Regions from separate parts of the Homo sapiens genome. Here region 2 is linked to region 1. Evidence: chromatin loops called from intact Hi-C (ENCODE). Cell type or tissue: CD4-positive, alpha-beta T cell. All regions are shown on one strand. Each heading gives the region's core, and the rest is flanking DNA. Links, peaks and the distances in the headings are about the cores only.

Region 1 (10,984 bases), core at 949-8,948:
TGAGGTCCAGCAGCCAGCAGCTTCCCTGGTGTACTCTCCAGCCCCTAAAATGTACTCTTCCTTTTATTTTACCTTTTTGAATTTTTTTTATTGTGGTAATATATATGCAACACAAAATTTACCACTTTTACTATTTTAATGCATACAATCCAGTAGCTTTAAGTGCATTCACGTTGTCATGCAGCTGTCACCACCGTCCACTTCCAGAGCTTTTCCATCATTCCACACTGAAACTATGTCTCCCTTCCCCTTTTCTGAGGCCAGTTTGAGTAGGTTTTTAGTCTGTGTCTACCATGAACTCTAAATAAACTTTAGGAAGCAGGAATCCTTGGCCTGCCAGAAACTCATGAGTGATCTGAGGACAAGCCTGTGGGCCGGAAGTGACTTATCGATGAAGAAGGACCACGACTGCATCAGGAGTTCTCAACCTCAGTGCAGGGATGGGCTTCAGGCGGCACAGGACGTCTCCGAAATCAGATGGAGCACTGGGTTTAATAAGTGCTTATTTTGAGGGGAGAACCAACAGCTTTTATCAGCCTTTCAAAGGGTTTTAAAAGCTAAGAAATGTTACTAATTGATGAGTTTGATGATGACAATAAAATTGTGTTTTCTTTATTCCCACAACCACTCAGCCAAACTTCACAGCAAATATGTGGGCTTTTCCCACACTTTTTTTCAGTGGATCCCAACCGCATGTCCTACAAGTCAATTCTGCCACTATCTACTTGAAGTTAGGGCAGATCCCACAGGATGAGGGCTCAGTGCCACATGACTGCCCCACTTTGGACGAGAATTGCAGGTAGTAGGTTATCACCTACACTTTAGATCAACTGGCTTTAACTGGGGTTCCACAGTTTGCTAGCATGGCTCCCAAAACTCAAGGAAACACTTACATTTACCAGTTTATTATATTAATAATGGATATGGTGAAGAATGCAGATGAACAACCAGGTGGTGGGTCGCATACAGCCAAGGATGTGTGGAGGGCAGGGGGCTTCAGTGCCCCCTTCAAGGACCTTCCACACATACAGCAACCAGAAGCTTTCCAAACTGTCTTTTTGGATTTTTTGGAGGGCTTCATTACAAAAGCATAATTTGGGGGTTTTTTTGAGACAGTGTCTCACTCTGTGCCCCAGGCTGGAGTACAGTGGTGCAGTCATGGCTCACTGCAGCCTCAACCTTCTGGGCTCAAGCAGTTGATCCCTCTGCTCGGCCTTCCCAGTAGCTAGAACCACCACATCACCATATCTGGCTATTTAAAAATTTTTTTTGTAGAGACATGGGTCTCACTATGTTGTCCAGGCTGGTCTTGGACCCCTGAGCTCAAGGGATCCTGCCCTCCCCACTCAGCTTCCCAAAGTGCTAGAATTACAAGTGTGTGCCACTACATCCAGCCCAAAAGCCTGATTGACTAAATCAACTGGCCACTGGTGATCAACTCAACCTTCACCTCCTATCCTCTTCCCAGAAATCAAGGAGTGGGGCTGAAACTTCCAACCCCCTAATCACATGGTTGGTTCCCCTGCCAACCAGCCCCCATCCTGAGGCCACCCAGGAGCCCACCAAGAGTCACTTCATAAGAACCAAAGAGACTCCTGTTACCTAGGAAATTCCAAGGGATTTAGGAGCTCTGTGTTAGATAGTCAATGGCTCAGGAAATTACAAAGGTCTTAAGAGCTCTGTGCCAGAAGCAAGAGGCATGGGGTTAAAAAATATATGTATATATGTCTATTTCTTATTATATCACAGTGTCACAGATTATCTCTTCCTTTGTTAGGTAAAATGAGCCCTGGGGAGTCACAGCCACTTAAAACGCAGTCCGCGCTTTCAGTGAGTCTAGTTCTCAGAGGGGAAGGCTGTTAGTGGTGGGTGTGGAAGCTGGGAAATGAAGCCACTGGGGAAATAAGTTGGGGAAGGCTGCCTGGCAGTGGCTACCTTCAGGGTATGTCAGAAGAACCAATCTTGTTTTTAGTGAGTGCCCCAGGGAAACCTGCATGAGACTGGCAAGTTGTGTCCAGAGGACTTTCTCCAGCATGAGTACTGGGCCCATCTCCATCTGTTCTGCCTCCAGCACCCAGGACCGCTCTGAAGCTCTGTGAATTCAGCAGGCTGGGGATCCCCAGGCTGGGGCTTCCTGGGCCTGGAGTCACACATGCCTGCCTTTGAATTCTGCCTCCCCTCTTACGCTTGGAACCTCTGGAGGGTCACTTTACATCCCTGAGTCTCAAGTTCCTTATCGGCGGAATAGTGATAGCCAAGCAGCCTGCAATTAGACAGGGTTGTGAGTTTCAGAGAGGTTAACACGTGTGGGCACATCTTCAGTGGAAAAGTCAACGGAGGCCTGGCCCCTGAAGGTGTGCAAAGTCCACACCAGCGATGCACCATCCGAATGATCTTGAGCAAGATGCTTAAGCTTCCAGAGGCTCAGTTTTCTCATCTATAAAATGGGACTAATAATATTACCTATGTAACAGTGCTGCTCCAAAACGACATGAGGAACTCCATGTGTAACACTCAGTGTCTTACACATGGAACCTTCATGAAAACATGAGCTATCATGTGAGGCAATGCAGAGGTTGGGAAAATGAAGTGTTTTCCATAGTCTTTTTATTAGCAGACGTCACAAGCTTGTGGACAAATAAAAACTGTCTGTGGAGAGCTGACATGTTTTGTTTAGCTCAAAATATTGGGGAAAAAAAGTCCACTTGTCAACAGTGAAAAATGAGATTTCTCACGTTTAGAGAAGTCGTGAATTTCAATTTTAAAATATTTTGGAACAAAGTCAAAAGGTGTAACAGCCGTGGGCCGAAGCCAGGCAGTCGTGACTTAGAGGTGTGTGCGCTCCGCCTCCACCCAGCCGGCACTTCCGCAGCCTCCACTCAGCTCACTTTCCTGTGCGTGTTCCTGGCCTGGCCCCGTGGGCTTTGTGGTTTATGACTCTGTCTTAAAGGACTGTGTCCAGTGTAGATCTGGGATATAAAAAGGTTTGAATGAGCCTACAGCAAGCTGAGGCTAAAAGGATCAAGACTTTATAATGGAATCTAATATTTTAAAACAAGCTATTCTTATTTTCTTAGCTATAAAAGCATTTGATCAGCAGACTTGCCTTGCCTCCAGCCAGAGCAGCTCTAGCAATAGCTCAGCTGTCTGTGTTCCAGGAGCCCTGACTGCCTCCGCTGCTGCCACCAGCTCTGCAGACCAAGAGCCCCCACGTGTGGTGCTAAGTGACAGGAGGAACGGTGCACCTGGGCATGGCTGGGTCAGGTCCCCTGCAGCCCGGCTTTTCCTGTGGAGCCACGTGGTCTGCCAGTGTGGGGAGTCAGTGCAGACTTTGCCCAGGAGAGGCTGAGACAGCCAGTGCCTCCTGACCCTCCTTGGCTGACTGTGGCTCACAGCTCCTTGTGGCCTCTCTGGTGAGGTCCTAAGTGACTGAGCAGTCAGCTATGTTTTGTTGTGAGACTGTGACCGGCTTGGAATTGCACTGCTCAGTATTTGTTTTTGCTTTTTCTCTGCCCCTCTTTCTTCCTCATTCCTGCTTCTTTCTTTGGGATTGCACCTCCAACAAAGCTTTAGCCTGTAAGCTTTTGTCGTAGGCTCAGCTTTTTAGGGCAACTGGAATAAAGTGTACATGTTCATTGCAGACAGTCTGCAAAATGCTGAAAAAATAAAGACCGTAAAATAAATCACTCATAATCCTAACATCCAGTGATAGTCAAATCATTGTCACTGTGAGTCTTTCTCCTCCTTCTCCCCTCCTTCTCCCCTCCTTCTCTTCATCTTCCTCCTCCTCCTCTTCCTTTTTCTCTCTCCTCATTTAAACAGGTGAGATTAGGAGAATTAAGACTGAGATAAAATAGCTTGAAAAGACATGGCTTAGAGAGGATTTTATGCTTGTCTTGCTATAAAGAAGAAGGTTTTATAGTAAAGATGCTGAATAAAAGGACAATATATTAAATAACAAATTCAGAAAGAGAGGTTAGGTGCGTAAAAGAAGTTGAGACTGCCAGAAGCGTTCTGCACTGAAAGGAATTCCTAGGAAAGAAGGCTGTGGCATCCCCACTGAATGAATAAAGTATGGGGTTTCAGGGACAGGAAAAACAGAGAAAATCAAAGAAAGAGAGAGTACAGAGCTGCTCAGGGCAGCACCTTTTCTGGCAGAAGAAAAGCAGCCACAGAAAGCTGGCTCAAAAGGCAAGCACTTGATGGAAAAGAAGAGACAAAAATCAGAGAAGGAGAAGTAATGCAAATTGAGTTTATATATTTTTATTTTTATTTTTTTGAGATGGAGTCTCTCTCTGTCACCCAGGCTGGAGTGCAATAGCACAACCTCATCTCACTGCATCCTCCACCTCCCAGGTTCAAGCGATTCTTCCTGCCTCAGCCTCCCAAGTAGCTGGGACTACAGGCATGAGCCATCATGCCTGGTTAATCTTTGTATTTTTAGTAGAGACGAGGTTTCACCATGTTGGCCAGGCTGGTCTCAAACTCCTGACCTCAGGTGATCCACCTGCCTCAGCCTCTCAAAGTGCTGGGATTAGAGGTGTGAGCCACTGTGCCTGGCCATTTGTTGTTTATAAAAAAATTCATATATAATTAATCGTACTTTGAATTTTCATAAGAGGTTGTTTAGCAATGGGGAAAACAAATTTTAAATACATATGTGTCCTATGTAAATACATTTATGATAAGACACCTGTGAGTGTCAAAGGATGCCCTAGGTCTGTGGACATGGAGGCTCTATAAGGCGAATATAATAACAGCAGTACAGGCGCCCCTAGGCTGAGTGCTTCCTCACTGGTATTGTTTGCTAATTGTTTCTGGAGGTGACTAAGGATGGATGGCAATAAAAGTTTGGGGGAATGTATTTTTGATTGACCCCAAAATGGTTTTGCTGTTAAATGAGGTGAGCATAATGTAGGGTTTATTCTCCTCAGGAGGACTCTATAGATTTTCATATCCCATTTACATCAATAGCAGGATAATTTATCTTGATTACAGGGAATACTGAGGGAAGTAATTGTCATGTGCTGCTTATTATAGTGCTTCCAAATAAATCCCAAACTCCACGATATAGAGGTTTTAAAACCAGCCACAGGGCGTGCACGATGGCATTGGTTTCAATAATCAATAGTAAATGATCCATGAATCAGAGATGCTTTCTTAGAGTGATCATAATGGCTTCTATTCCTTTCCTTTCCAGCTCATTAACGATCAGCTTTTAAAAACATGTCCAACCTGGGTGGCACTTTCATAGGGAGGAGCTGCCGCCTGTGTGTCAGAGCCCGGAGTACTGGGTGACCGCAGGCCAGATGCACAGCCAGGAACTCCGCCCAAATCAATGGCCTCCTGTACATTTTAGGTAACACCTCCTAACCTGTGTTTTGGTCTTTTGTTTTGTCAGGATAGCCACTGAGCAAGCCTGTAAGGCTATTGGTCTGCCCATTCTGGTTTCTTCACCAATGAGAAAACTGGGACCTGGGGAGTTTGCAGAAGCCATCCAAGGGCACCTGCTTCTCACAGCACAGCAGCTTCCTGCAGCCCTCCCTCCTGTCTTGTTTCTCCCTTAATTGAGAGGAGAGGCCAGAACCAGATGCAGGCAGTTCCAACAGTAATGAATTGCTCTAAGGTGTGGATCCAAGAACCGGTGACAAGGTCAGGAAATTCCATCCCGGGACACTGACCCAACTAAGAGACTGTGCATGATGGCTAAGTTCAGAGCTCTGAGGAGATGGTAAAACTCATTTGCAACGAAACAAGATATTTTCCAACTCTGCAGCCAGGTGAGTAGGGTGTTTGCTTTATTGGAAATTGGTTTCTGAAATATTTGGCGGAGGAGGCTGTGAAAGGTGTTGGCAGATGTCAAACAGCACCCCCTGGTGGAATGCAGTGGCCCTGAGTCTTGGTCTGGCAGCCTTTTTTTTTTTTCAATTGTGTAAATTTAAGATGCACAACAAGATGTTTTGATATACATATTTATAGTGAAGTGATTATTTACAGATGACCAATTTAACATATCCATCTCCTTCTATAGTTTCCTTGAGTGTGTACACACTAACAGCACCTAAAATCAACTCTTTCAGTAAATTTTCAATATACTCTACAATATTAGTAAGTGTAGTCCTCTTGCTGTACATTAGATCCCCAGACTTATTCATCCTACATAACTGCAAGTTTGCACTCTTTAACCTACATCTCCCCACCATTTCCTTGCCTTCCCTACCCCTGGGAGCCACTTTTCTTCTATTCTGTTTCTTCCTTCTTCCTTCATTCTTGTTTCTTCCTTCTTCCTTCTTCTCTCCTTCTCCTTCTTGTTCTTCTTCTTCTACTACTTCTTCCTCTTCTTTTTTTCTTCCTCCTCTTCTTCCTCCTCCTCCTCTTCTTCTTCTTCTTTTTCAGACTCCACACCTCAGTCGACTCCACATCTCAATGAGATCATGCAGTATTTCCTGTGCCTGACTTACCTCACTTAGCATAATGTCCTCACCCAGTCTGGCATCAGGCTGCAGCCAGCTCTGCCAGCAGGGCCAGGGGCCTAGATGGACAGCTGGTCAGGGAAGCCTGCTGGATGCCCCCTTCCCCTCAGCTGCACCTGGGCCCCAGGGGCTCTGGCCTCTCCTGGGGGATCCCATCTCATTCAACCCATGAGCAGTGGAGGAGGTGGTGCAGTGAGCCAGGAGAGTGTTCCAGTCATTTTGACTCATAACTTACACATTCTTGTCCAGCACCTCCTGTGCCTGCCCTGCATCCTCTCAGCCCCACCTCTGACTCCAGCCACAGCTCAGACACGTGCTCTGTGGGCTTTCGCCTGCTTCCCATGGACAGTGGCTCACCCCAAAATACGCTTTCTCTGAGGGCTTTGGAGAGACAGGGGGATCCCATCATGAGGAGTGCTGGAAGAGGTCTTTGTGCAGCCCCAGTGCTCCTGCTTGGTGGCCCCTCAACCCTCCCACTGTTCCTCCACTCTCCCATGTTAGGGCCCCTTCTCTTTGGGCCCCCATTCAAATCTTCATATATATATATATATATATATTTATATTTATATATATTTATATTTATATATTTATATATATATATATATATTTTTTTAATTCATCAGGGCTCTTGGCTGTTACTTCCCTCTGGCCTGGCCAGAGACTCACTTATGTGATCTCATGAAGATTGGCCCATCATGCTCAGCCACCTTCCGGCAGCCACGAATGGGGAGACACTTTGACATTCCATTTGCCCGTTTCGTTGCTCCTCTCCTGACTTGGGAGGGAAAGAAAGCAGTTTAGACATATGCTTTGGTGTGTGATATGAATTATGCCACTTTCTCCCTTCACTCTGTAACTTTAGAAATGTTTCAACAGTCATTTATATTTGTGTTAAAGCTCACTGAGTTTCACTTTCCTCAACTGAAATTTACCAAGTGCCTGGGCTTTCCCAGGCCTCGTGCTCCAACAAGTCATAATAAAGTAAATTGGCAGCTACCAGATAGTGCTGCAGTGCTGACGAGCCAGTGCGCAAAACGCTTCAGAAGCACAGAGGAGGGAGGGAGGGTCGGGCTGGGGGCACCAGCTTCACCCTGGGAAGTCACCCCCCAGCCCTGGCCCTCCCCATCCCAGGCAGGCTCCACAGGAATTAGTGTCACCTCATTCCCCCTCCCTGCTGTCATTGTCTTTTCTGGAAGAAGAGGCTGTGAGGTCCTTGCCAAGCTCAGCAGGTTGGCAAGGGACCCCGTCATTCCTTCTTTGTCATTCCCCTGATGATGGGGTTCTATTTCCCAGGGCAGGTGCTGGGGAGGCAGGTGGAGCAGAGAGAGAGGCTCATTTCCACTGAGGAGAGAATGCCTTCCAAAGGTCCCTGCCTTTGGATTCAGTTTGCTGCTCTTCTGCTTGGGAACCAGCTCTACTGTGGGCAAGGCAGGGATTCTGCATGAGGAAGAGGGTGCTTACCCCCCCACCCCATAGACACTGCTGAGGGCTGCCAGGAGGAGGCAAGCCAAGGCCCTTCCAGCTCTGCCTTTGAGGCCCGTGCCATGCTGAGACCCTCTCCAGGCACAGGGGCCAAAGCACAGGGCTAGGACTAGGATGTGCTAGGCACATCTAGAGACAGGGTGTGGTTCTCCACTCTCCGGGCCTGTTTTCCCACCTTAAAAATAGGGCAGAGAGAAGCCTTGACTATCAGATTTGTGGGTTCCCACCCAGTTCCTCATGCTTCGGGGCTCTGTGGCAGGTTAGAAGTGAAGGATTGTGGAATAAATGCAGAGGAAAAACACAGAAGTGAATAGAGATGAGAGGAAGTTGGCGAGGGGAAGAGAGAGGGGGAAAAGAGGCAGAGAAAAAAATCAAAGAGGAGAGAAAGTGGGAATGAGAGAGGAGAGAGAGAGTAAATGAACAAGAGAAGGAGGGAGAATATGAGTAAGTAAATAACAAGGACAGAGTACTGTCTTCCCTCTGGCTAGACTGCGCCCTGGTCTCCATGGTGATGGGATGCAGAGGGTTGGGGAAGGCTGCTCTCACCCCTCCTGGGGTGAAGCAGACCAGGTCACAGCAGCTGGGCAGGGCCTGACTTGGTGGCCTTCCCTGTGCTGTGCCTGCCTTTGGCTGGTGGCAGGGTGGGATGCACTCTGAGAAGATGCCTCTAACCATCGTTGTGGACATGACTGACACCCATCCCAGGTGGCGCAAGGATTGCCTCCTTGGTCTTCCAGAGCCCCTGGCACTGCCCCATTCATAGTTCAGCTCATTCTGGCCCCAGATTGCCTTCTCCTCCAGACTGCAAGCTCCTCCAGGGAGCTTTAGCTGGGGGTCCTTAGTTCTGTTGTACCATAGATGCCTTTGGGCAAAGCCAGTGGACCCCGTTTCTGAACAATTTTTTAAATGCATGTAGTAAAATACACAGAATTAACAAAATCAATTATATTGAAATATACTTATTAACATTAAAATGTAATATAATAACAGATTTGCTTTTCTAGTAATACATTATAGCAGCAGGTCTGATAAGCATCATAATTCCAACGTTGTGATCAGTATAAATGACACAGCATGATATCTGCAAAAACCGTGCTGTGAAATGGAGGCCTCTATGGCTTATATTGATGACAAGGTCCCAGGTACTAATAATACTATTAGGGACATGCTCAATTTCAGCTCGAGGTTGGTGAACACAAAAGAATAACTTTTGGCCAGGCACAGTAATCCCAGCACTTTGGAAGGCCGAGGCGGGCAGATCACAAGGTCAGGAGATTGAGACCATCCTGGCTCACATGGTGAAACCCCGTCTCTACTAAAAATACAAAAAAATTAGCCAGGCGTGGAGGCAGATGCCTGTAGTCCCAGCTACTCAGGAGGCTGAGGCAGGAGAATGGCATGAATCCGGGAGGCGGAGCTTGTAGTGAGCCGAGATCACGCCACTGCACTCCAGCCTGGGCAACAGAGAGAGACTCTGTCTCAAAACAAAAAAACAAAACAAAACAAAAAAAAAACAGAAAGAATCACTTTTTATCCACCTTCACAGACTCACCGAATTCTATTTGTGGACCCCTTGGTGGGGTCTTTGGACCCCAAGGAAAGCCCCTACTCATTCCCTATGCCTTCCCACCCCATCTTTCATCTCTCTTTCCCTTGTTACTCTGCCCAGTCCCCTGGCCTTCTGGCAGTGTCACTTTGTGTGTTTCTTTTTGTCCTGTTTTGTTTTGTTTTTGCAGAAAGAGTTTCACTCTTGTTGCCCAGGCTGGAGTGCAGTGGCGTGATCTCAGCTCACTGCAACCTCCGCCTCCCGGGTTCAAGCGTTTCTTGTGCCTCAGCCTCCTGAGTAGCTGGATTACGGGCACGCACCACTACGCCCAGCACATTTTTGTATTTTTAGTAGAGACAGGGTTTCACCATGTTGGCCAGGCTGGTCTCAAACTCCTGACCTCAGGTGATCCACCCGCCTTGGCCTCCCAAAGTGTAGGGATGGCAGTGCCACTTTGAATGCGTTCAGTGCTTCCTAAGTCAGGGTCTTCTCCCCTGGTTGCCCCTGCTGCCTAGAATGTTCTTTCAGCCCCTGGACCTGGTCCCTCACTCCTCACCTCAGCTCACCTCCTCAGAGCAGGCTCCACAAAGGTACCAGGCTAGATTTGGTGTTTCCTGTTTTTCTTGCTACAAAACTCAGTGTATTGCTTCTCTAGTACTTATTCAATTTATAATTGATCTTCAAACAAATAAACACAAAATAAACATATGTCCACCCGTGAAGACTGTGCTTTATGAAAGGATGGTGACCACATCTGTTTGGCCCTTTGCCTTAAATTCAGCTAGCAATATCTGTTACCTAGTAGAGACAGTACACGCCTGAAGAAGTGATGAATGAATGGATTTAAAAGGTTTAGACACTGTCCAGCTTGTCTTTGCACTTTTAGTGCTTAGCCCCATGTCTGGCACATTGTAGGTGCTCACTTAGTGATAGCCAAATGAATTAAAGGCTGGCTGGCTGGATAGAAGGTTGGGGGGCTGGGGTGGAGGCCTCACAGATGTGACCCTGGATCCTAAACCTTACTGAGATACTGCCCAGCCCATGGACTGCCTCCCAGGGTCCAGCTGTGTGATTATCTCAACCTTCCTTTATTTTTTATTCCATCTCCCTCTTTCTAGTTTCTGATTTGAAAGTGGCTGATTTGGGGAATGAGTTCTGAGCACTCTGTGGGTTATTACTGTAGAAACCATCCTCCTGGCTGTCTCACCATCAGCGCCACCTCTCCGTGGGTCTGGAGTCTTGAGGAGCCAGGACTGGACTGGGATGTAAGGTTGGGTCTTCCGAGCTGTAGATGGGAGCAGGAAGATGTATCTCCATTCACGATCTCAGTACAAGGCTCAGCTATCTCCCGGCAACTCGCCCATCATCTGTTTCTGAGTTCTTCTGACATACAGGTACTCATGCCTTTGATACTTCTTTACCTCTATTCAGTGATGAGCCATTTAACCACGCAGCCATCTCTGGACCATGAGACAGGAAGGCT
Region 2 (10,984 bases), core at 1,420-9,419, 1.1 Mb before region 1:
TGCCTCAGCCTCCCAAGTAGCTGGGATTAGAGACACACACCACCATACCCAGCTAATTTTTGTATTTTTAGTAGAGATGGGGTTTCACCATGTTGGTCAGGCTGGTCTCGAATTCCTGACCTTGTGATCCACCCGCCTCGGCCTCCCAAAGTGCTGGGATTACAGGTGTGAGCCATCATGCCCGGCCTAAAGCTTTTTAATAAACTTCCACTCCTGCTCTGAAACTTGCCTTGGTCTCTTTCTGCTTTTTGCCCCTCAGTCAAATTCTTTCTTTTGACAAGGCAAAGATTGAAGTTGCTGCGAACGCGTACGGATTCGTCTCCAGTTACTTGGGGTAACTCGGTTCTCTGCCACTGCTAACACATTTCTATAACATGATGGATTACCATGCAGCCATTAAACAAATTACATACAATTTTTAAAAAGGTTACAAACTAATAAAGCCAAATATATACACAATAGTTACATGAATATACTAAAAGTTTGTATAACCGGGTAAGTGAAGTTATGGGAGATTTTTCCTTTTGTTTCTCTTTTCTAAATTGCATTTGGTGAAAAGACTTTAATTTTTTTCTTTTTTATAGCTATAAATGATAAACTTTCAAACATGGATACACATGTGTTTTCCCAGTAGTGGCTTTGTGAAAGTTCCACGAGAAGTCAATGTTTGATGGAATCATTGCAGGTGACTCCCCTCCGACCTCCAGCAATTTATTATGAAAAACTTCAAATATACAGAATAATGGAAACATTTAAACAGTGAACACCCATATGCTTTTTGATTCTACAATTCACACTTTGTTGTATTTGTACAGGTTCCTTTTGATTGTTGCTCTGAGACATTCAGGCTGCTATTCTGAGTATTCAAGAAAAATCTCATATGTAAGCTCAAAAAGATTAAGCCTCAACTATTAAGTAAGTGGGTATCCACGAAAATTAGGACTTCTGTAAATAAACACAACTAAATTTACAGAAACCATTTATCTAATAGCCTCTGACAATATAGTGGAGAAGTATTTTTTTGTGTATCCCCTCTCCTCCACTTTCGGATTAAAGAAAAACATTATTTCTAGTTTTTTTTTTTTTTTTTTTTTTTTTTTTTTTTTTTGAGATGGAGTCTTACTCTGTTGCCGAGGCTGGAGTGCAGTGGTGCGATCTTGGCTCATTGCAGCCTCTGCCTCCCAGGTTCAAGGGATTCTTCTGCTTCAGCCTCCTGAGTAGCTGGGGTTACAGGTGCTTGCCACCACGCCCGGCTATAATTTTGCTATTAGTAGAGACAGGGTTTCACTATGTTGGCCAGGCTGGTCTTGAACTCCTGACCTCAAGTGATCCACCCGCCTCGGCCTCCCAAAGTGCTGGGATTACAGTCCTGAGCCACCGTACCTGGCCTCTAGTAGGTTTTTTTTTTTTTTTTTTTTACCGCTGAAAGGTCATGATCCTGAATACCAGCAAACCTGCAATAAGAACATGGAAGCCTTCATTGTCAGTGAAAATTTTAATCCACCAAGTCAATGAAGTCAGTATATATATGTACATGTATGCACATCTGTTTGTGTGTATTTGTGTGTGTATATAAATATACACAGTTTTTTTCTTGCTTTTTGGGTATCTATATCAGGTACATTTGAGAGGGATGAGGCCTGTATGCTTTTTCTACAGGAAGGCCTTGTCTATAACATGGGTTGCTAACAGCACCTTCTTCCCAGGGTGGCCTGGAGCACTCAGCAAGATGATGCATGTTTAAACAGGGCCTGGCACAGGTAATACAGCTTGAGAGATGGTAGCCATCATTATCTGTGTCCTCACTAGGACAGAACAGTCCCTGAGGCTCAAGATTACATGCTCCCCTGGCTCTGCTATGCCCTTGATCCAGACGTTGTGTATTGACGAGGAGGGCTGGTGAGGGTGGTGGTGGAGAGCCTGGGCACAGCGACATCAGCCCTCAATCATTCCTCAGGCCTAATAGTGCCACAGAGATAGGCGGTAAGGTGCCAGCGCTAACACTGGACACTTCTGCTGGTCAAACCCTCTCCTGCTGGGTGATAGGCACTTTGTCTACAAGAATCAAAGAACTGGTGCTTGCCGGAAGACAGCGTATCAGCTCTTTGTAAAGAGGCAGCGCTGCGCCCTAAGTCAGTTTAAGACTAACCATTTGGAATTCTGACAGCGGGGACTCTTAAAACTTCGTGTGTCTGGTCACATATCAGTCTCTGAAATCCAAGTTTTCTAGTCTTTCAGCCTCCAAAAGTCACTCTTTAAGGCTAGCTTGATCCCAAATGTATAAAATGCAACTATAGATTTCTTCCAGCTCCCTGGCCCGGTGTTACTCTGTGAGCTGATTGCACTGAGGAAAGCATAGTTTCGGCTAATGGAGTGTCTGTCTGGATAAACGTAGGGCTCTCTGTGTCCTAAGAGAGCTTCTTCACTGCATTTCTCAGGTTTGCTGAGACACTTGAAGGGTTTGCAGAAAGTCACTGCAGGCTGCATGGGAGTGTGTGCATGTAGCTAGCACCTCCTGCCACCTATTTTGACCTGTGCTTAACTCTGGGAAAGCAGCCATTGACTCCAGACCTAGGGGCTATGTGTTTATATTCGTATAAGTCTGTTTAGGTCAAAATATGGGAAAGTAAGAGAGAAAGGACCTGATGTAAAATCACCCAAACTGGAATTGGGGCACAGCAGGGAAGCACAGAGATCTGGCTTTGTGGTGCCTGAATCCCAAAGCCATGCTGCGGGCAGGGGACACACCTCCCCTTCAAGATATTTGAAGCCAGGCTGGGAGCAGTGGCTCACGTTTGTAATCCCAGCACTTCTGGAGGCTGAGGTGGGAGGGTCACTTGAGGCCAGGAGTTTGAGACCAGCCTGGGCAACATGTGAGACTCCATCTCTACAAAAAAATTAACAAAATAAAAAATTAGCCAGGCGTGGTGGCACACACTTGTAGTCCCAGTTGCTCTGGAGGCTGAGGTAGGAGTACTGCTTGAGCCCAGGAGGTCAAGGTCAAGGCTACAGTGAGCTATGATTGCAACTGCACTCCAGCCTGGGCAACAGAGTGTGACCCTGTCTCAAAAAACGAAAATGATTTGAAGCCAGAGGGGATCTGAAGCTATTTAAACCTGATTCTGTGCAGAGGTCAACCCCTCAGCAAAGCTTCCTGAAAGGAAAAGGGGTGCCTTTTCTGGGAGATGGAAAGACCCTTTGGTCTTCTCCAGTCTCTGCTGTTCTTTAATATACAACATCCAGCTTGAAATATAAAAAACAGTGTATACGACACCCACAGAAACAGGACACTGTGACCCACAATCATGGAAAGAAAGTCACTAGAGCAGAAGCGTAGGTGACCCAGACGCTGAACTGGAAGACGAGGCCTTTAAAATACTATTATAAATAGATTAACAAACTTAGAGGGAAAGATGGGTCAAACAGGTGAGCAGATGAGGAATTTTCAGCAGAGGCATGGAAATTCAAAGCTAAAAAATACTTTCAATGTTCCCTGTGATGGTAAATACCTGCATGTTCCGATTTAACAAATTTTTTTTCCTTAGAGACAGGGTCTTGCTCTGTTTCCTAGGCTAGAGTGCAGTGGCTTGATCATAGCTTACAATAGCCTCGAACTCCTGGGCTCAAGCAATCCTCCCGCCTCAGCCTCCTGAGTGGCTGGGACCATAAGTGCATGTCATCACGCCTGGGTAATTAAAAACATTTTTGTAAAATTGGGGGTCTCACTACGTTGTCCAGGCTGGTCTTGAACTCCTGGCCTCAAGCAATCCTCCCACCTTGGCCTCCCAAAGTGCTGGGATTACAGGCATCAGCCACTGCACCCAGGCCGACTTAACACTTTTGTAACTACTGAGAATACTTCCCCAGACCATATACCCTCTTCCTATGTTTTTTTTTTTGTTTTTTGTTTTTTGTTTTTAGCTTTTTTTTTTTTTTTGAGACAGTCTTGCTCCATCACCCAGCCTGGAGTGCAGTGATGCCATCTCAGCTCACTGCAACCTCTGCCTCCTGGGATCTAGCGATTCTTCTGCCTCAGCCTCCCGAATAGCTGGGACTACAGGCATGCGCCATCACACTCTGCTAATTTTTGTACTTTTAGTAGAGATAGGGCTTCACTATGTTGTCCCGGCTGGTCTCAAACTCTTGACTTCAAGTGACCTGCCTGCCTGGGCCTCCCAAAGTATTGGGATTATAGGCGTGAGCCACCTTGCCCAGCCACACTCTTCCTTTGTAATGATCTGATAAATATTTATCTTCCTCAAGCCCTGAAGCCTCTTTGGGGCCCCGTGTCTAGCTTATCACATGAAGGAATCCCTGGGGACCCCTACCAACCTCCCTGCAGCCCAGGTACCACTGGTGCTAGAGAGAGAGGGACCCTGGGAGAAGCTCTCTGGGTGCTCTGGGGCCTGAAGGCTGCTTCACTGCCAGGAGCCCTCAGCTGTCTGAGGCTTCAGGGGCTTCAGCTGTCTGAAGTGCTGGGACATGGAGATTGTCAGCTTGTAGAATGCCCCCTTTCTGGTCTGGACACAGTGTCATTTCCATCTTCTCCATGCTATCACTAGTTCTGTGGTCCCGGCCACTCAGAAGGCTGAGACGGGAGGGTCGCTTGAGCCCAGGAGTTCGGGGCTGCATTGAGCTATGATTAAGCCACTGCACTCTAGCCTGGATGACAGAGTGAGCCTTGTCTCTAAGAGGGGAAAAAAAATGAAAAATGTTAAATCTGTGTGTGCAGGCATTTACCATTACCTCATTCCTGAGGCTTCAACCCTGCCTGTCAATGCACAATTCCGAGGACCGGCCCTCATTTCATACCTGGCACTTATCTGCAGAGCAGCAGGGGCCGGGGCTGGGGTGCAGCTGCTCTCTTTGTGAGCTTGAGGAAGTTCCCCTGTTTCTCTTGGGTCTTTAGGCTTCTTGAGGATCCCCAGAAGCCGTGAGCCTCTGGATGGAGGATACAGCTTTAGCACCCACCTGGCGGCCCCCGTTGGCCTTTCCTTTTGGAGCACTGGTGGCTTTGAGGGTTGCCCCTGGCTTCTTCCCATCGGGAACCAAATGGTAAAACATGACCCAGCATTGCAATACTGAAAATTGGGTTATAATTCTCAGATTGTTAGGTTTCTACCATCTTATATTCTATTCAAGAATGTAAGGAACTCTGAGCGGGTGCAGGGGCTCACGCCTGTAATCCCAGCACTTTGGAGGCCGAGGCGGGCAGATCACTTGAGGTCAGGAGTTCGAGACCAGCCTGGCCAATATGGTGAAACCCTGTTTCTACTAGAAATACAAAAATTAGCCGGGTGTGGCAGTGCTCGCCTGTTATTCCAGCTACTCGGGAGACTGAGGCATGAGAATTGCTTGACCCTGGGGGGCAGAAGTTGCAGTGAGCTGAGATCGTGCCACTGCACTCCAGCCTGGGCAACAGAGTGAGACTTGATCTAAATAAATAAATAAATAAATAAACAAATAAATAAGGCTTCTTGACACCTGGACAAGAACTGCCTTTAATACTAATTTGGCCATTTGGACCGTGACGGGTTATTTTGGCATTTATATTTATTGGTTTACATATTTTCTCTCCCAGGGAGGTCTTGGAATATTAGACATAAAAGGTGCTCAAGGTTTGCAGCGGTGTTCTCTGGTCTGTCACTTGATGGCATTCTAACACAAGGAATGAGACAACGGCTTGCAGCTTCTTTCCTCAGTCTGGGAATTATTTCCCTCCACACCTGTCAAAAATCTGGTTTACTGGCCACTTCAAAGAATCACAGCCGTTGTGACTAGAAACTGCAGACATCCAGAAGCTGAGGGCATTTCTCTATAAACAATGTAACTGGTTTTTGATCAACACCTCCAGAATAGGCAGGACAGAGTCAAGTGGTTTAAATAAGATAGAGGGCAAAAGGAGAGAGAAATTACGAGACCCTGGGGAAGAGGTGGGATTGTCGGTTACATTTGGAAATTGATGGTGTGTCAGCGAGGCGGAAGGAGGGTGTGGGGGTGCTTCCAGATGGCAGGATTCACAGCTAGATTGTGGCAGTTACGAGACAGGGCTGCTTTGAGGAAGGTGAGGGATTGATTTCCACTCCTGTCTTTTTTTTTTTTTTTTTCTTTTGGAGGTGTCCTTTACCCCTTTCTCTATGAAGTGATTTTCTGCCCAGTGACCTTGTTATTACAATGGAAAGAGACACTCATACCGCAGAGTAAATAATACAACACTGGGCAGTGAGGTATAGACATGAGCTCATGAATTTCATGTGACAAGTGTCCTTTTCCATATAAAGGTAGAAACTGAGACAAAAGGAACTGAAGTTACTTAGCAAAATTGCCACCAATTAAGCCTCATTTTTTGAGGTTAGTGACTATCTGGTGATATTTGTTGGTGACATCTGGGTTAGGAGACTAGATTGCAATTTTCCCTCCTCCTTATCAAGGAAAAGCAAGTAATTGTGGAGGAGAGGCCAAAAGCAGAGGGGACGGCAGGAATGGTAAACTCTGCCATGCTGTTGTCACAGTGCTGCCTGTCACCATCGTGCATCCGTAGTGTGGGTGCCGGGCAGATGCACAGACAGTGTTCGAGAAACAGTGCATGAATGACTGCCTGAAATCAACTGAAAGGCACCAAAAAGGTGGCTTCCTAAGCAGTGTCATTCCAGGGTATCATAAATGCTGGTCCCCCAACCCCAACGGTGTACCAAGCTGGGAGGCCCTGCTCCAGTGAACCACAGTGCTTGACATTCAAACAATGGAGAGTCATTCTTTTAGATGGAGCCATTGCTTTCTGCAGGGTTTTATTTTGAAATGCAAATACCCCCAGCGTGGGTAATAAATAAACCCTGCAGTGTGACAAGGTGAGCCTCTTGCTGGGCAGCTGAGGCATGACTAATGGAGTCGCGCTGGGGGCAGGGGGTGGGGGCAGTAGGAGCCCTGGGAGGAGATAAAAAGCAGGGAGACTTGAGATTGGTAACACGTGGACAATTTCACCCTTTTGCCTTCACACTGGAAACCTGGAGCTAGAATTTCCTCTGCCGTGGACAGACTCCCAGAGAGCTTGACTTACCTCGGTTGGATATAACTGGGGAGAAGTAAATTGTTTTCTTTCCTTATTATTCCCTGGTCCACCTCCCACAGAGGATCCCAATAAACTGTGGCACAAAGACAGTGGCCTAGAGGGGGTGGACGTGGGGAGCCCACTGGTTCCTGCCACTTCTATAAAGTGGGCCACCGGGCCTTACCTAGCTGTGGCAGGCACTGAGTTCTGTCTGCCCCGAGGCTGGTTGCCATAGGAGGTGCCTGATTTCCCCTCTCTCTTGGAGAAACATGGGATTTCCTTGGAAGCATGGAGCACAAGTTTCTCATTGTGCTTGAAAGACTGTCTGTTATTAATGTGAATCCCCAGCAGAGAACAGGCCCTGAGGTCTATTGGAACTGCATGCATAGAGGCGCATCAATCCACCCTGATGCCTGGGGATGCCCTTCCTTTTTTCCTTTTTTTATATTAGGTCATTGATCAGCAACATTGATCAGAAAAAAATTATGCCTTGTTGGCCATATTCTTGGATGAAGATCAATGATGTTAATTCTCAGTACATCAATTCGCGTACCGGGCGCTAATTGGAAGGGATGAAGCTGTGTGATGTATCACTGTGTAGGGCCCAGGGCAACCACATCCTCGGAGGGGGTCCAGGAGATTTGATTTGACCAACCTACTCAACACATGAAGCCAGAAACTGCACCTGGCAGACGGGCCCTGAAGACAGAGGTTTAAAAGCCGTTCCTATCCCCTAATACCAGTGATGCTTGATGCTCACTGGGCGGCAATGAGGAGGAAAAATGACACAGCAGAACTTTGAGCAGCCTCGGCTCCTTGTGCTCCAGAGAACAGCCTCCTCCTTCTTCCCCTGCAGCAGGCATTTTCTTTCCCAAACCCAATATTTTATCACCACTGTGAGAAAACTTTAAATTGAAAGATGGAAATTGACTATATCAAATATAGAGAGAGGCAGAAATAATCCAACGGCAAAGGCTTCCAGGGTTTTATTTTTTATTTGTATGTATTTATTTACTTATTTATTTACTTTTGAGATGGAGTCTTGCTTTGTTATCCAGTCTGGTGTGCAGTGGTGTGATCTCGGCTCACTGCAGCCTCCCCCTCCTGGGTTCAAGCAATTCTCATGCCTTAGCCTCCTGGGTAGCTGGGACTACAGGCATGAACCACCATGTCTGGCTAATTTTGTATTTTTAGTAGAGGCGGGGTTTAGCCATGTTGGCCAGGCTAGTCTTGAACTCATGACCTCAAGTGATCCACTCACCTCAGCCTCCCAAAGTGCTGGGATTAGAGGCGTGAGCTACCGTGCCCAGCCCCTAGGGTTTTAGATTGAGTGTTGTTGACCTATTGCATTTTTTTAAATGCCTGTGTGTGTGTGTGTGTGTGTGTGTGTGTGTGTGTGTGTGTGTGTGTCTTTATTACTGTGGGCCTGAGGAACTGTCACCTTCATGAGTAATACTTGTTATGGTCCGAGAGCAGGTGCAGAGTGTTTTGACAGCTGGCCAGGAAGAGTGGATCGGAACAGCCTCACTCGCTGGGCTGTAGGATTCTCAGGTGTCAACGCCTCTGCTGTGGAGTTTGCCGCATTGACCCAAGACAATGCCCTTCAGACGAGGAGTGGCCGCCACAGACAGTGGGTCCAGCTGGAATCACGGACTCTAGTCCAGCATGGCCATTGCTCTGGCAGCTTTTCTAGGAGCAGGTTTTTGCTGAAACTTCTAGATTATCAGACACTAAGTTGGGGAGATCCCGTACCCGTGACAACTCACCTCTTTACCACATTTGTCTGATGTTGATTGTCTTGGAAGAATATCTATGACTCCTGGGTCTAGGGCACCCTAACATTTTCGTTTTCCAATTGCCCGTTTGACTGCAACAGGGTAGGGGATTTTCCAGCAGAAATTATTGTTGTAATAACCAGGTGTTATTTGTAGTGGGACCAAAAAGGTAAGACATTAGGTTTAGATGAGCTCAAAAGGGAATGTGTTCAGATGATGTCACCAATTTGACCCTCAGGGTGCACTGGGTGCTTGAGGGAAGAGGTGAGGTGGGCTTCTGCCTCCTTGCGATTTTTCATGCACTCTCAATAATGCTGCCATTCCCCACCCAGCGGCAGGAGGCTGAGCCTGCCGGTGCTGGAGGTTCCCCTTGGCTTGAGGACGTAAGGAGTCCCTTGGGGCTGTGGGATAAGTCAGTAGGTGTGAGTGTCCTGGGAGCTTTTAGGCATCAGGACAGCCCGCCATGGGCTGAAATGTGCCCCTTCCCCAAATTCCTATGTTGAAGCCCTAGTCCTTAATGTGGTGGTGTTTGGAAATGGGGTCTTTGGGAGATGATTAGGTTGAGATGAGGTCATGAGGGTGGGACCCTCATGATGAGAGTAGTGTCCTTTTAAGAAGAGACAGCAGAGCCAGTGTGATGGCTCATGCCTGTAATCCCAGCACTTTGGGAGGCTGAGGCAGGTGGATCACTTGAGGTCAGGAGTTCGAGATCAGCCTGGCCAACATGGTGAAACCCTGTCTCTACTAAAAATACAAAAATTAGCTGGGCGTGGTGGCAGGCATCTGTAGTCCCAGCTACGTGGGAGTCTGAGGCAGGAGAATCACTTGAATCCAGGAGGCAGAGGCTGCAGTGAGCCAAGATCATGCCACTGCACTCTAGCCTGGGCAACAGAGTGAGGCTCCATCTCAAAAAAAAAAAAAAAAAAAAAGAGACAGCAAAGTGTGTGCTTGCTCTCTCTGCCGTGGAGGACACAATGGCCATCGGCTCCCTGATCTTGAACTTCCAGCCTCCAGGACTGTGAGAAGATAAACTTCTGTTGCTTAAGCCCCCTGTCTGTGGTATTTTATTGTGGCCTCCTGAGCTTCCTAAGACATTTTCCAGGGAGGTTCAGACCCCCATGTCCGCAGAGGAAGGTGATGATCTAGACTAGGAGGCTGTCAGCTATAGCTGAGAGGCAAGTTTGGCCAAGCCCTCCAGGCAGTGGCCCTGGGCCCTGAGTCTCGGGCTCTCCTTCTCTAGTTTCTCTTAGGCACACCAGGTTTCTCCTCTTTCTAACCTGTAGACTCCTCACTCAATTCCTGCTCAGAAAAAAAGGTCAGAGAAATTTAACTTTATCCTTAACAGATTTCTGCACATTTTGAAAAAAAGAAAAAATCCAACAAATGTCCCTCCAATGGAGTCTCACTCTGTCGCCCAGGCTGGAGTACAATGGTGTGATCTCGGCTCACTGTAACCTCCTCCTCCTGTGTTGAAGCAATTCTCCTGCCTCAGCCTCGTGAGTAGCTGGGATTATAGGCACCTGCCATCACGCCTGGCTAATTTTTGTATTTTTAGTAGATATGGGGTTTCACCTGAACTCCTGCCCTCAAGTGAGCCTCCTGCCTCAGCCTCCCAAAGGCTGGGATTACAGGCGCCAATGACACCCTTCTACAGCTAAAGGCAAATGTAATTTCTCCACTCAAGGACCAGCAGGATAAAACCTGGAATTCAGGGTTCTCCTATCAGGAGCTGAGACAGATCTGTGATTGTACCCTTTTTGCAAGCTGACAGGTGAGTCTGCCACAGTTTCATGGATGCTGACGGAAGACACAAGGCTCCTGGGTCAGAAACAAAGGGCTTTATTCTCACAGCAAAAGCAGTAGAGTACCAGCATTTTTGTGTACTGATTCTCTGAGTTCTAACTCCCCAGGGCAATGCAGAGGGCTGAGGGAAACTTCCCATGTAGGGGTTTCGTTCCAGGCAAGGAACTCTTAGTGTCCCTTACTTTTTAAATAGTGGGCTGTCAGTGTGCCTGCCCTTTGCAAATCTGTCTCTATCTTCCAAAGCTGTTCACTGTATAAATAGCCTTGAAAAGATAGTCTACCACAAGGGCCAACAGTGCCTCTGCTCATGAGATATGCAGAAATGTGAGACACTTATGAATTATCTACCAACATCCCC

Evidence for each region. Hi-C counts contacts between places; a loop is a spot of excess contacts. Peaks named below come from ENCODE experiments on the same cell type or tissue, not always from the same donor. Only the 100,000 strongest peaks of a DNase experiment are listed, where the experiment ranks them.
Region 2: it touches region 1 in a loop (20-fold over the local background); 4 of 110 quality-filtered maps call a loop at or near these places.

Annotation. Positions count from the first base shown.
Region 1 is chr19:28,461,198-28,472,181 of GRCh38, reverse strand. It overlaps the pseudogene LOC100420587. Among named protein-coding and RNA genes, the nearest start is that of ERVE-5, 140 kb to the left of the region's middle. In CD4-positive, alpha-beta T cell, for the core only: a CTCF peak has its summit at 5,910 (motif pointing left); a DNase peak (open chromatin) is centred at 5,861.
Region 2 is chr19:29,592,116-29,603,099 of GRCh38, reverse strand. No RefSeq gene overlaps it. Among named protein-coding and RNA genes, the nearest start is that of POP4, 8.7 kb to the left of the region's middle. RefSeq lists enhancers at 6,140-6,640, 6,641-7,141. In CD4-positive, alpha-beta T cell, for the core only: CTCF peaks have their summits at 5,441 and 5,661; no DNase peak of the experiment used is centred there; H3K27me3 peaks cover 318 bases.